Linked DNA regions of Mus musculus: region 2 is linked to region 1. The links are chromatin loops, found by intact Hi-C in ENCODE. Cell type or tissue: heart. All regions are shown on one strand. Each heading gives the region's core, and the rest is flanking DNA. Links, peaks and the distances in the headings are about the cores only.

Region 1 (7,096 bases), core at 2,862-5,361:
GGCAAGAAGGAGCGTATTTGGTGCTGTGGTTAACACAGAAGAGAGACACTTCATTCAGCCTTAGGCCAGAGTTTCGTGGAGAAAACTACAGCTGAAAACTGAGGGAGGAGTTGGAGTCTGCTAATGAAGCGCAGGAGGTCAGGAAATATTTTCAAAGGCCCAGAACTGGGGGAAATTGGGTTTGTCCCTTGTTCTGGGATACAGCAAATTCTCCTTTACATCTTTCTGGGTTTGCCCCAGATCATAAGTATCATGGTGCATAGCCTTCCCACTGACCATAGCCACAGAAAAGACACTCTCTCCAGCCCAACTCCCACCTCAATCAAGTATAAATCGCATCCATCATCCACCGGTCGCAAAGCCAAACTCCTGGTTTTGTGGTCCGATAATTCATAATGTGCACTCTTATTCCCATCCAGGGATGATGCTCTGACAATGGCAGTGGACTCGGTGGTGGATAAACACCATTCATATCTACCACGATCTTACAGACCAATTAAGCAGCAGCAACGTGTAGTTACATGTTACATGAATTAACAAATGTAACTAAAGACCAAATAAGCAAAGATCATGATGAAAATAAATATAAGAACTCAGCTCTAGCTTGAGAGTGGTATTTTCACACTGGGTAGTGAGGCATGTGTACATAGCAGTATCAACAGTTGCATCAATAAGTTCATTTTCTGTCAAGCCAATATTTGGAGACTTACTATTATATTATCACACACCAGGTATGTATCCAGACAAAAGAGATCACCTATTTTTGTTAGCTGAGAAAGAAGGATTTAAGAACTGGATGACAAAATATATAAAGACGCCTTAAGTAACAAACCACTCTATAAACAGTCCCTGTACTCTCTTTACAAGAAAGTTACACCTGAAATTTTATCTTTGCTTTGACATTATTCTGAATGCTTATTCCTTTATGTATCATTGAGTTTCTAATAACAAATGTAAGTAAGTAAGTAATACTTTGCACCTAATGGTTTTACTATACTTAAGACTAAGCTAACAAAATGAGCCTTTCTCAAGCCCTTAATGAGGAGAAAAAAATTACCAATTTTGAGAAAGCTATGAAAAAGTCAAATCTTCTTAAATACACAATTATTCAAAATAATTGTACAGCTTAAAATAGGACTGGCCTTAAATTAACAAATTTGTGTGCATATTAAAATACCAAATATTATCAACTATAATAAAAATATTTAGCACTGAACATTTATTAATTTGTATAACAAAATTATTCAGCTATGATAATTTGACCATTTATCAGCAAAGAAAAAATAGTGAAATAACAACACAGGCAAATAGAACCACAGACTTGGTGCATAAATGCCTGATAATAGAGATTTGGACTTCTAACAAAAATGATTCAAAGCATATCCTTACAAACTACAAATAAAACTGATCAGTGTCATAGCACGCCCTTTATGCAAGCAGATGGGATATTAGATTTCTCTATTTACCTTCTACATATTTGCTTTTGAATTCATCTAACTTAGTACATCAGTCCTAAAACTGGTTCTCTCCAGGTGCTCTTCCCATGCCGTTCGTGACGTTTCTCTTTCTTTCCATGTATTTGATCATAAAAGGCCATAAAAACGCATGCAATATTTGAACCTGTAGATGGAAGGTGTCTGCATCTTTCTCTGAATGTATTTCCCTTGATAATAAATGGAAATCAAATTAAGACAGAGATTCCTAGTTCCGTCGTCACTCCCTACTAAGACAGAAAGGTAGATAGACATACACCATGTCTTTCCTGCTGCAGATGTCTACTACCCTAAATAAAAACGCTTATGGTTATACTTACAGTCCGGACCCTTCAGACGGTCTGTAGTGATGTCCTTTCAGCAATGATGTCTGGAAAAATCAAAGAAGTCCACCTTCCCTCCTTTTCAGCTCCTAATATCTTCTGAAGGATGCAGGCTCAAGAGTTGCCAAATGAGAAGGGGGAAGGCAGCCAAATAGGGACTCCTAGCCAATCTCAAAACAGCAGGTCATGGCCAACAGACCATCTCTCTGCTGTTCTCTCTCTCTCTCTCTCTCTCTCTCTCTCTCTCTCTCTTCCTCCCTTGTCTTAAGAGTTAGGAACAGTTCTTTTTCAAAGTTGATGTAACACAAAGATCTTTGTATTTCTTCTGTATGAAGTGATCAGTAGGGAAAACTTACAGCAAGGAAAATGCAAAAGTCATGGCAGTTATTTCTTCTAGCTTATTTTGTTTATTGGTGTCTGTCTGTCTGTCTGTCTGTCTGCGACTCACAAGCATGTGGAGGTGAGAGAACAATTTCAGTAGTCAGTTCTCTTCCTCCGCCTTTACGTGGATTCTGGGCATCCATCTTGAGTCACATCCATACTCCAGGCTCACTGGCCCATCGGCTTCCAGGCAAGCCTCAGGTCTGCCTTCCATCTCTCTGTCAGAGTACCAAGATGCGCATTTGGCTTTTTACAAGAACTCGGACACTGAGCGTGGGCTGTCGGGCTGAGCCTCCCTCCTTTATGGCTGAGCTAGTGCGGAGGCCCTACTGCTGATCGATTCACTCTGCTTCTCATCTGTTAGGAAGAGCAAAGCAAGCGTGAGTTGGGAATCACGCGCTGTCTTTACATTTGATTTCTCTTTCTTGGAGCTTCCTGAATAATAATTATTAGCATTTCTATGTATCATAACAAGCAAAGGCCTTTCAAGGCTTTTACACTATTGGCTCTTTAAAACAAGCCTGTACCTTGGAAAAGTTCTACTGCCACAACTTGCCAAGTAAGAATACTGAAGCTCACAGAAGTCAAAGCTTGCCCAAGGCACAGCCAACTAAGAGAGAGTTGTCCTCCAAGTCTACATCTCTCTCTCCCTCTCTCTCTCTCTCTCTCTCTATATATATATATATATATATATGTATGTATGTATGTATATATATATATATATATATATATATATATATATATATCCTAAAGATGTCAAAATAAAACAGTTTTTCAGATTTAACATTTATGTGGTGCCCTACCCATGCAGTTGTGCTATCCCCATGGCTCCTCCTCCTAGCGCCTCCTTGTCTGCCTCACTTTCTTCTTACCTCATTTTTTCCTACAGGGATCATTTTAAATTGATTTCTTGATTCTCGTTGAGCTTGCTCTATTTTGAACTTTTCTTAACTTCAAGATAGAAAGGGGGAAAAGACACATCAAAAGGTTCACGTTCCCTTTAGTTCCTACTGCATGAAGGTTTACCCAGGTGCCTGTCCTCTGTGTTGTTCCTTTGATCACTCCAGGAATAGTGGATTCATTACCCTAATCATAATAGTCGCTTACCCAAATAAGAGAAGAGTAATAGTTTCTTTTACAAAAATAGAGCATACATGGGGATGGTTAGATGGCTCAGTGGGTAAGAGCACCCGACTCCTCTTCCGAAGGTCTGGAGTTCAAATCCCAGCAACCACATGGTGGCTCACAACCATCTGTAACGAGATCTGACTCCTTCTTCTGGAGTGTCTGAAGACAGCTACAGTGTACTTACATATAATAAATAAATCTTTTTTAAAAAATAGAGCATACACACACACACATAGGTATTGGGAGTTACTTTTATTTGAATCTATCTTCTAAAAAGGAACACAAAAACCTTTATCTGCCTTGCTTTAAAATAACAGGTAACAGAGTCAGACATGTTAGTGCATGAGGATCCTAGCAGCACCCAGAAAGCCAATGCAGCCAATTCCAGGCCACCATGGCCTACCCTGAGCCCCCACCCGTGTTAGACAGACTTTGATCAGCATGATAAACTAACGAAAAAACTCGGAATTTTCCTTTGGCCTGCATGTTCAGCCAATTGGCTGGGAGTGAGGGTATGGTAGACGCAGACTTTCATCCCGGAAGCCAGGAGCTAAGAGAATTCTTCATTAGTAGGCTTCCTTTTTATTCCATTCAGGACTCTAGCAAACTAGATGAGGCTGCCAACATCCAAGATAGAGCTTTCTCCCCTTAAATAACCATCTCAGGAGGGGTTGGGGAAATGGCTCAACAGTTAAGAACATTTAGCTCTCAACAGCAGTAAGCCGGGAGTTCAAGTGTCTTTAACTCCAGCTCCGGTGATCTGATGCCCTCTTCTGGCCACCCCAGGCAACTGCATGCTCATAACAAACCACAAACGTGAAAGCTTACATGCTTTTTAAAATAATGTTTATAGGACTGAGCTTGGGGGGTGGGGGTGGGGGTCCCAATGGAGGAGTTGGAGAAGAGACTGAAGGAGCTGAGGGGGTTACAGCTCCATGGAGGGAGCAACAGTGTCAACAGGTCAGACCCCCACCCCGGAGCTCCTGGGGACTGGACCACCAAACAAAGAATACACATGGAGCAACCCATGGTGCTGGCCACATATGTGGCAGAGGATGGCCTTGTTGGACATCAGTGGGAGGAGAGTCCCTCGGGCTGAGGGTCTTCAATGCCCCAGTGTAGGGGAATGCCAGGGCAAGAGGATGGGAGTGGGTGGATGGGGGAGCACCCTCATAGAGGCAGGGGAAGGTGAAAGGGATAGGGGGGTTCCAAAGGGGATACCTGGAAAGGGGAAAACAATTGAAATGTAAATAAAGCAAATATCCAGGGGGAAAAAACCTCTTACACAGGATTGGCAGATTTAAAGATGTATTATGCAAAGGATGTTAAGTGCTTGGCACAGGGTTAGAGCTCCGAGCATGTTAACTGTGGGGACTTGGGGTAGAAGTGGAGGGTAACAAATCCTTTCTCACAGGGATTTCTAGGCTGACGTCAGTTAAACCCTGACATGAAGTTGATAAAATAAAACAAACAAAACGTTTTAGTGAAAGCAAACGTTCATTTAGGCTACAGTTCCAGAGGGCTAGAATCCAGAATGCCAAGGAGGAAGCACAGCGTCAGGAATGTCTGAGAGCTCACATTTCAGATGGCAAGCAGTAGGTAGAGAGCTTCTTTTGAAGCCTCAAGCTTGCGGCCAGTGACACATCTGCTTTCTGGGGAGAACTGTGATGTAATTCTGGGTGCCGGTTCTTGTTTTCTCTACTTCTGAGGTCTTACCCAGAAACTCTACCCGTGCCGATATCCTGAAGTGTTTTCCTTGTCTTATTTTGCTTCCAATACGGCTTTGCTTAGGTTTCTTTGGCTATTTGAAGTCTTCTGTGAATTTGTGAATTCTGTGAAGTCTCACATGAATTTGGGCTGTTTTCTCCAATTATTCAGTTATTCTTGGTATTAAAAGTCACTGTGAGAGGATGTGCCTAGCCCTGCAGTGACTAAGGTGGGGGAATATCCAGGGGAGCCTCCCCTTCTCAGGGGAGTACGGGTAGAAGCTGTGTGAGGGAGGCACTGGGAGGCTGATACTGGGATGTAAAGTGAATAAATTAATGAATGAGTGAAAAGCTTAAAAAAAAAAAAAGGGTCACCCACTGTTACACTGGAGCCTAAATCTCCTTTTTATGTCTATCAATGTTTTTTTTTTTAACTAGGTACTAGTCCAACACTTGGCATATAAATTTACATATATGTGTGTGTGTGTGTATCAAAGATTTATTTATTTTATATATGTGAGTACAGTGTCTATGTCTTCAGACACACCAGAAGAGGGCATTATCTAATTAGTGGGTGGCTTTCCTGAGGGTGACACCCAAAGTAGTTGTCCTCTGGCTGTCACCCAAACACAAGCATACACTTGAATACACACACACACACACACACCATGTTGGGAATGAGCAAAACTCATTTCCTATTAATCCCATCTACATCCCCATGTAAGACAGTTTCTTAATGGTAAGACTATGAAGCTGAAAATGCTTCCCAGTTTTCTCTAATTCTTATGACCTATAAACAATCCATCGACACTTACCGTTTTAGCAAAAAGGTTTACATTCACAAAGGAAGAACTCTAATTTTTTTACAATATTAAGATACAAAGATTTATATTCAACACTATTCAAATAATAAAAGTAAATTATGAACTAATATCCCTTAATAATTTTAAAATTCATCCAAAGGGAGAGTAGTTGCTAATATGTTTCTCCTTTATCAGCCCCAGCATATAGGAGAAGCTTAATACATACTTGTTAATGAGGAAATCGAATGGGGAATGAATTACTTAAGACATCTTCCCAAATATCTCACCCTCCGTAACAATCCTGCTCTTCAGATGTAAGCAGACAATAGCTTAGCTCGCTGCACACTTAGGAGGGGAGGGAGGAACAGCATCCACACTGCATCCACTTAAAAGCACAGGAGGGGTCTTGCTGCAGCTCCGCTTTACTCAGGCTTCTGTCCTGAGGCAGGGGCTCACAATACAGCTCAGGCTGACTTTGAACTCACGATCCATTCAAAGTGACTGGATTACACCCAGCTCATTCCTTTTTACTACTGCACAGAATCACTCATTTTCCATGTTTCCAACAGTCAGCATGTTAAATAAGAGGAAATAAAGATGCTGATAATAATGCTTACTTTGCATGTTCATCTTGCTCCTTTTCTGACAGGGTCTCGAGACATAACCCTAGTCGGTCTGGAACTATCTAGATCATTAGCCTCAAGTTTTTATCGGCCAGTCTTCCACTGCCTCCCAAGTGCATAGGATGATAGCTGTGTGCCACTCTGCCACTGAGCACCGTTTAATAACTGACATATATATTACACTTTTTTTAATATTTTTTATTACATATTTTCCTCAATTACATTTCCAATGCTATCCCAAAAGTCCCCCATACCCTCCGCCCCCACTTCCCTACCCACCCATTCCCATTTTTTTGGCCCTGGCTTTCCCCTGTACTGGGGCATATACAGTTTGCGTGTCCAATTGGGCCTCTCTTTCCAGTGATGGCCGACTAGGCTATCTTTTGATACATATGCAGCTAGAGTCAAGAGCTCCGGGGTACTGGTTAGTTCATAATGTTGTTCCACCTATAGGGTTGCAGATCCCTTTAGCTCCTTGGGTACTTTCTCTAGCTCCTCCATTGGGAGCCCTGTGATCCATCCAATAGCTGACTGTGAGCATCCACTTCTGTGTTTGCTAGGCCCTGGCATAGTCTCACAAGAGACAGCTACATCTGGGTCCTTTCAACAAAATCTTGCTAGTGTATGCAATGGTGTCAG
Region 2 (7,096 bases), core at 2,337-4,836, 890 kb before region 1:
CCCTTGGTCCAATGGCAGTGTGCCTTGCTTCCTCAGTACATAGCCACAGCCTGGGCTCAAATGGAATTTGGTAACTGGCTGGATCATTCTTTCATTGTCTGTAATCCCACCTGTTCTTGATACTTCTACGGACTCAAAATAAGAGGGTTTATAGAAAGACGGAACATCAAAAGGCAGGTACAGAAGAGAGGGCCAGTCGTTCATAGGGGATAGCATGCCCATTCCCCATAGAGACCTGGAACTGAGGTTCTCCCAGCTCAGCCTATCTCAAGAGTACAGAAGTTTCTCAGCGTAGTTTGGAAGTTCTTGTCAGAAAAACTGAAGGAGTTGGGGGCTGCCTACCAGAGCCTGGCAAAGACACCAATGTATGAGTCCATGGTTAGTTGGCCTCAGAATCTCTGTACGACATTTCTTCCATAGAGAGAGAACTCCAGAGTTGTCAAGTGGTTTGTGACCTGTGCATTGTGGGGGGTAGAGATCCTGGGAGCAGGCATGTGCCTCAGCTCCGTAGAATCAACATCTGTAATTGCAGCCTTTGTCTCTGTAGTGTTCAGTGACCTGCGGTGAGGGAACAGAGGTGAGACAGGTTCTGTGCAGGACTGGAGACCACTGTGATGGAGAAAAGCCCGAGTCTGTCAGACCCTGCCAGCTGCCTCCCTGTAATGGTAAGAGCATCGCTGCTTATTCTTAACTTTGTCATATTGTTGAACCTTAGAGAACAGAAATTCCTTTCAGCATATGGTCTGGAACTTGCATCCAAGAAATAGTCAAATGAAGACACCTTTGGAAATAATAGTCTGAGAATGCTGTTTGAAATAGGGCCAGCATCACCGAGTTACCAAAACCAGTACATTGGGGATACGGGTGGGGCTATGTCAAACATGTGTAGCTTCTTTCCATGTGAGTTTCTGTTGGGGACTACTTTTTGTTTCTCTATGATTTACCTTTATAATCTTGCAGAAGTATAGTTAGATTATTACGGCAGGCTTTGAGATGTTTCATTAAAATTATTTAGGCATACAGAAATTAAATGTGACTCAACCTTAAGATCCTTTTAATTAACTGCCCATACCTATAAAGTATGATTCCAAAATAGACACCTTGTACATGGGGTGACTTCTAACTTCAAAACAGACACCTTGTACATATGCCAAAATAAAGCAGTTGCCTGAGTGAGCCAACTAGTTGTATTTTGAAAGTAAAATGTTTGTTTGTTTAAAATATTTAAGATATAATATTTATTTATTTAAATCTGAACTGGGGAGCTGACTCGGTGGCTAATGTGCTTGCTGCAGGAGTAGGCAAACCCGAGTTCAGGGCCTGGGCAGTCCTGATGGCAGCACATACCTGTATCCATCAGAGGCAGAGGCCGTGTTCCCCAGGATACGGCAGATGGAAACTAGGAAGGACCCTGACATCTGCTCATCTCCTTACTGCTGCACCTCTCTTCTTACTCTCATTGGTGTGCGCTCTGGTGAAACTCAAGACTAAAAGGATTTTTTTTTTCTCTACATTTCAACCCATAAGTAATATTGAACTCTGATATCCCAACCTCCCCTTTTTTTGTAAGAAACTTGGCAACTTCTTCAAATAGCTTTGTATTTTGGACATTTTAGGCTTCCAGCCTCTAAGTATTGTAAACAACTATACCTAAAATGGCAAAACCCCCAGAGCATGTTTGGAGGGTTCTGGCAAGGACCACATGACCAAAGACCACTTCTCCTCTGTTTGCGGAAGGTCATCGTCTTTGACCAGGAGTGGAGCTATGGGAGGGGTTCACATGGACTGGGGAGGGGGGAGGGGGGACACCTGCCTAGCCAGCCAGATCAACCACATTAACCTTGGTGACCAGTGGGGTGACAGATGTCACGGCCAGTTCACCTTCACATCCTTTCTCTTGGGCATTTATCCTTCAATATAAGTTGTCTTGTCCAACCTATGTGATAGATTTTATATCACTATACGTTACTTTGTTACATATATTTTTAAATGGATAAGTGAATGGGTGAATGAATTAGCCACTAGTGTGGTAGAACCCAATGAACTCTATCTACTCAAATTGTCCCAGTGGTGGCAATCGCAGTGGCACTTTCCTTAACCCCAGTGTTCTGGGTTCCTTAATGAAGTGTGTGCACATGCACACACACACACACACACACACACACACACACACACACACACACTCACACACTTACTAAAACCTAGATTCCATTTTGGCTGTCCTGGACCCAGACCCGCAGCCCTCCTGGGCAATGATCTCTGACTCTTACATCATGGCTATGCTATTTCTTCTGCACCTGTCAGGCCTGGTGTATCCTTCTTCCTCCCAGGCATGGCTATGTCCTTCCTCCTCCCTCACTCCCCTTCCCCGGGGAAACCCAAAAGTCCCGCCCCTGTCTTTTGGCCCAGCCAGTGGCCACCAGCAACTTTATTTACCAGTCAAAACCAACTTGGGGCAGGAACCCTCAACATCTTACCTGTGGATTCTATGGCAATTTGGGGGACTCAATTAACATAATACAAGCATTAGACCAAGCCACAACACACTAGGGTAAAGGTTGACAGTTGAATTACCTGTCACTTACACGTGCTGAAGGAGGGAAAATTGATGAACTACTCAAGAGTAGGTCTCATGTTTAGGAGTAGTTGGCCAACATGTAATGAACTCCACACTTGTTTTGTTGTGGTGGTGGTAGCAGTGGTGTGTGTGTGTGTGTGTGTGTGTGTGTGTGTGTGTGTGTGTGTGTGATGTGTGCTTTTATTTGGTTACACTTGGTGGACTCTTTGCTTTAGTTTGTTGGTAGGGGGTTAATTGGTTTTCTTGCTGTTGTATTGGGTTTTGTTTCTTTTCTTTCCTTTTGGGAAAGAACTTAAGTTGCACTGGGGGTGAGATTCTGGAAGGACTTGGGGAAGGGGAAGATTAAGACCAAAATAGATTTAAATTTAAAAGCTGTTTTAAATAATAAAAAAGTAAGAAGAGAATAAGATGAAAAATAATAAATAAAAGTGAAATGTAGCCGGACGTAGTGGCGCACGCCTTTAAATCACAGCACTTAGGAGGCAGAGGCAGGAGGATTTCTGAGTTCGAGACCAGCCTGGTCTACAAAGTGAGTTCCAAGACAGCCAGGACTACACAGAGAAACCCTGTCTCAAAAAACAAAAACAAAACAAAACAAAACAACAACAACAACAACAACAACAAAAGGTGAAATGTTTCTGAAAGTTTCACATTAGTTAACATTTACCGTAGATGCTTTTATGGGTATTGATTACTACATTGGGTTCCTTGTAGTCCTAATTTGCTAATACTTTATTTTTTCATTAATTTCCAAATATTTTCTGTAACTATTACTATGACTGCATCTTATTTTTCTTACACAATATTTATAGTAATTAATTTTTAAAATAACACTAACCTTTTAAATGAAAAAAAGGAGAAAGAACTAGTAAGATCAAACATGGCCACCAGGGGGAGACATAGGACTTCTTTATTTAGCTGTTTCCTTTGGAAAGTGATTTTCAATATAGAAACTCAAACAAAACAAAACAAACAAAACCCCACGAAACAAAACAAAACAAAAATACATACCCAATTAGATGCTTTTAAACTTCCTGTTGCTGTGTGAATTTGCCTATATGTAGTTATTACTGTCATTGCTGACACTTTCTAGGTAAACTCTGTTGATTTTATTATGTCAAATATGTGTGTCTGGCTGCCTGTCCGCACAGATCTACTTGCTCCCTTTTGGTGGTGGTGGGTGAGACACTGTAAAATCAATGTGCCGAGGAGACAGCAATCCTGTGTTAGTGTGTCCATGTTTGTCTCCTGGCTTTACTGCCCTGAGCTCTAAGTCGAAAGCCAATTTTGGGAGTTCTGACATCATAAATTTCCATGCTATTTCAGCCAAACAAATAGGGTAGCCCTCAGTCGCAAACTCCAGATTCAATTGTACCTTTTGAGGTCTGACATCAAACTCTCTTCCCAAGGTTTTTATGACATGGGGCGGTGTGAGAAAACTATAAAATTTCCATTACTTTAATGATTGTGTTGTATTTGGTTATAATACTCATTTGGCTTTAAGACCTGCTCATCTATACCTACAAAATTATCATGAAGCTTGCCCCAGGTGTCTTTCACTCATCCATACAGAAGTATATTCTTGACCTAATGAGACTTGGGCTCTCAGTCGCTCTGCAGTGGTCAGGTGCTCATTTAGACAAGAGTTTCATCTTAGCCCCTCTCTAATGCACAGGGGATGTTTCTGGGCCCAGCCTCCCATCAGTAGCAGGCAAAAGGATGTCTGTGAGAAAGACTCCCTCAGCAGAGGCTACAGCCTTAGTCACAGTGAGGGCAGTTTGCTTAGTTTTAGATAGACAGACAGGAAATATAGTTCACAAGTAAAGAACTGGTATTTTGAGGTTAAAAAACTCAGAAATCCTCTACCAATAACACCACCTAGCTTACAACTTTTACAAGCATAAGGTGTTCAGACTCCATATAATGCAGTAAACCTATACGTGTCAAGACAGAGTGACTGTCAGCTTGGGATGTGGACATGGAATGGCACTGAAACAAGAAAGTAGCCTGCTGTCAACGTCACCAACTGACCCTCTTAAAAAGAACTCTCAAAAGGTCTTTGGCATTATGGAGCAGAGTTGTTACCTTGAAGTGTGTTCTTACATAATGAAGGCCTATGGGTGCCATAATTCTTCACTTTTTAAATGATACAGGGCCACATCTCCTGGGTCACATGTATAGACATAAAATACTGTCAGTTTCATAAAATTAAATATAAAACATGTAAGTTACTTAGAACAGAGTTGACATATTTTATGGAGCTGTTTTGTTTTCTAATAAGGACCTGAGGATGTCCAGTAGTAACCATGACTAATAAGAGCCTAATAATATCCCATAATAAGCATAACACTTGTTCTCAAGCCGGACAATTCTATTTTAATCCAAGTGGTCATTGTTTCCTTTGCTAAATGTTACAATGATGTAGTTAGTTATAGAAGCAGTGTTTAGGGCTGGAGAAATGGCTCAGTGGTTAAGGGCACCGTCTGCTCTTCCAGAGATCCCAAGTTCGATTCCCAGCAACCACATGGTGGCTCACAGCCATCTGTAATGAGATCTGACACTTTCTTCTGGTGTCTGAAGACATCGACAGTGTACTTATATACATAAACTAAATAAATCTTTTTTAAAAAGCAGTGTTTAATATTCATTTTATTTGTGTATTAAAAATCATTTAGAATCAACTTATTAGAAAGGCAAACTTAAATATTACACAATTAAAATTTATGCTTCTCTCCATCTTCAAAATGAACGCAATGAGGTTTTTGTCCTTCTACAATCCGATCCATACCTCAGTGTTGTCTTAAAGACAGCTTTCCACCTCAGTGTCCTGACAGCTTCTGCTGGAGATAGTGAAATGATGATCGTGCCAAGTGTGTGGTAGATAACAAGCTGCTTGGTTTAGTTGGGTGTGGTGGGACATGCTCACAATCTCAACATTTAGAGTGGCTAACCTGGATAATGCAGTGAAGTCCTCCCTTAAAAAATTAAACATTGGGCTGGCGAGATGGCTCAGCAGATAAGAGCTCTTCTGAGTGCTCTTCTGAAGGTCCTGAGTTTAAATCTCAGCAACCACATGGTGGCTCACAACCACCTGTGATGAGATCTGACGCCCTCTTCTGGTGTGTCCGAAGACAGCTACAGTGTACTTATGTATAATAATAAATAAATCTTTTTTTAAAAAAATTAAACATCAAAACAAAAGCTATCTCTGACAGTACATCCTGTAGTTTATATTACTAATAATTTTGGTTTCTTTGATTGTTTTATGTTTATGCATGTTTTTTTTTCTTATGTTTTTGCAGATGAGCCATGTTTGGGTGACAAGTCCATATTCTGTCAAATGGAGGTGCTAGCAAGATACTGCTCCATACCAGGGTATAACAAGTTATGCTGCGAATCATGTAGCAAGCGCAGTGGTACCCTGCCTCCGCCATACCTTCAAGAAGCTGCTGAAATCCACAGTGATGCTATCTTTGGCCCTAGTGACCTCCCTAGGTCCCTAGTCATGCCTACACCCTTCCTCCCTTCCTCCTCAGGGACCCGTGCTGAGAAGAAATCCTTGAGTAGCTTCTCTTCCATGGCAAACCCCAATGCGGATGCTGCCTTCAGAGCCAGCAGCAGAGCTAGTGCTGACTTCCCCCGGAAGAGAGCACATCAGGCTGGAAGAAAGACTCTGGAGTCAGTGCCATCCTCCTCATCCATAAAGACTGATCACCTTCGTCCCGCCTCCCCTGTGGCTGCTGCCCCCTCCCCTGCTATCAGCGATTCAATAGGTGCTTCTCCCCAGACAAGAACCCCAAAGAAAGATGATGCAAAGAGTGTTAGCAGGAGACATCCGACCAGGTCAACAGCCTCAGAGAGATGAGAAAGCAGACTAGTGGAGCTAGAGGTCAAAGGGAAACCTGGACCGCCTCCCTCCCTGCATGGTGCATACAGCTTGTTAAAAAGTGGTACTCTCCACAAAAGGTTTACTCGCGTCCTCTGTCCATGGAAGGACCGGAAGTGCTGGTTCACTTTTTAGTTGCTTCCATCTTCCTCCTGTTCCACATCGACTTGTTTACCAGAATCCATTAGAAGAAAGCGCCAAAGACTGTTTTTCAGAAGGAAAGAGCCCAGCTGCAGTGGCCCCTGCCTTAGAATGTCCTCAGTTGGGAAACTAAGGCAAGATGGTGGCCACTCGCCCGCCCGTTCAGGGACAGCCAGGAACAACTCTCCCCAGAACAAAAGAAAAAATGGAAAGGGTTGCTCTCTAAGGAAGAAAAGAGCCTAGAGCCGATTGTGCATATCAGCTGTTCTGTTCATTTGTTGGTTTTTTTTTTTTTTTTTTAAGTTACAGTTAAGAATAACCCAAACAAATGCCAGTGGTTTACGCTTCAAGAAATTTTGGAAATAATTCTTAGACTTGTATTCCTATTTATCTATATTAGAAATACTGTATGAGCAAATTTGCAACTGTCGTGTAAATTCTGTACATTGCAGAAATCAGTATTATTTTAAAAGATGTTCTCAAATGATTGT

The links. A loop is a pair of places that touch in the nucleus more often than their neighbours do. Peaks named below come from ENCODE experiments on the same cell type or tissue, not always from the same donor. Only the 100,000 strongest peaks of a DNase experiment are listed, where the experiment ranks them.
Region 2: it touches region 1 in a loop (6-fold over the local background); 11 of 42 quality-filtered maps call a loop at or near these places.

Annotation. Positions count from the first base shown.
Region 1 is chr5:88,788,713-88,795,808 of GRCm38, reverse strand. It overlaps a transcript of Slc4a4 not described here. Among named protein-coding and RNA genes, the nearest start is that of Dck, 27 kb to the right of the region's middle. In heart, for the core only: a CTCF peak has its summit at 4,094 (motif pointing left); no DNase peak of the experiment used is centred there.
Region 2 is chr5:89,676,711-89,683,806 of GRCm38, reverse strand. Adamts3 (a disintegrin-like and metallopeptidase (reprolysin type) with thrombospondin type 1 motif, 3) reads left to right here. Exons shown (of 22, transcript NM_001081401.2): 21 at 548-665; 22 at 5,881-7,096. The coding sequence ends at 6,443. Among named protein-coding and RNA genes, the nearest start is that of Gm7056, 64 kb to the right of the region's middle. In heart, for the core only: a CTCF peak has its summit at 3,468 (motif pointing right); no DNase peak of the experiment used is centred there.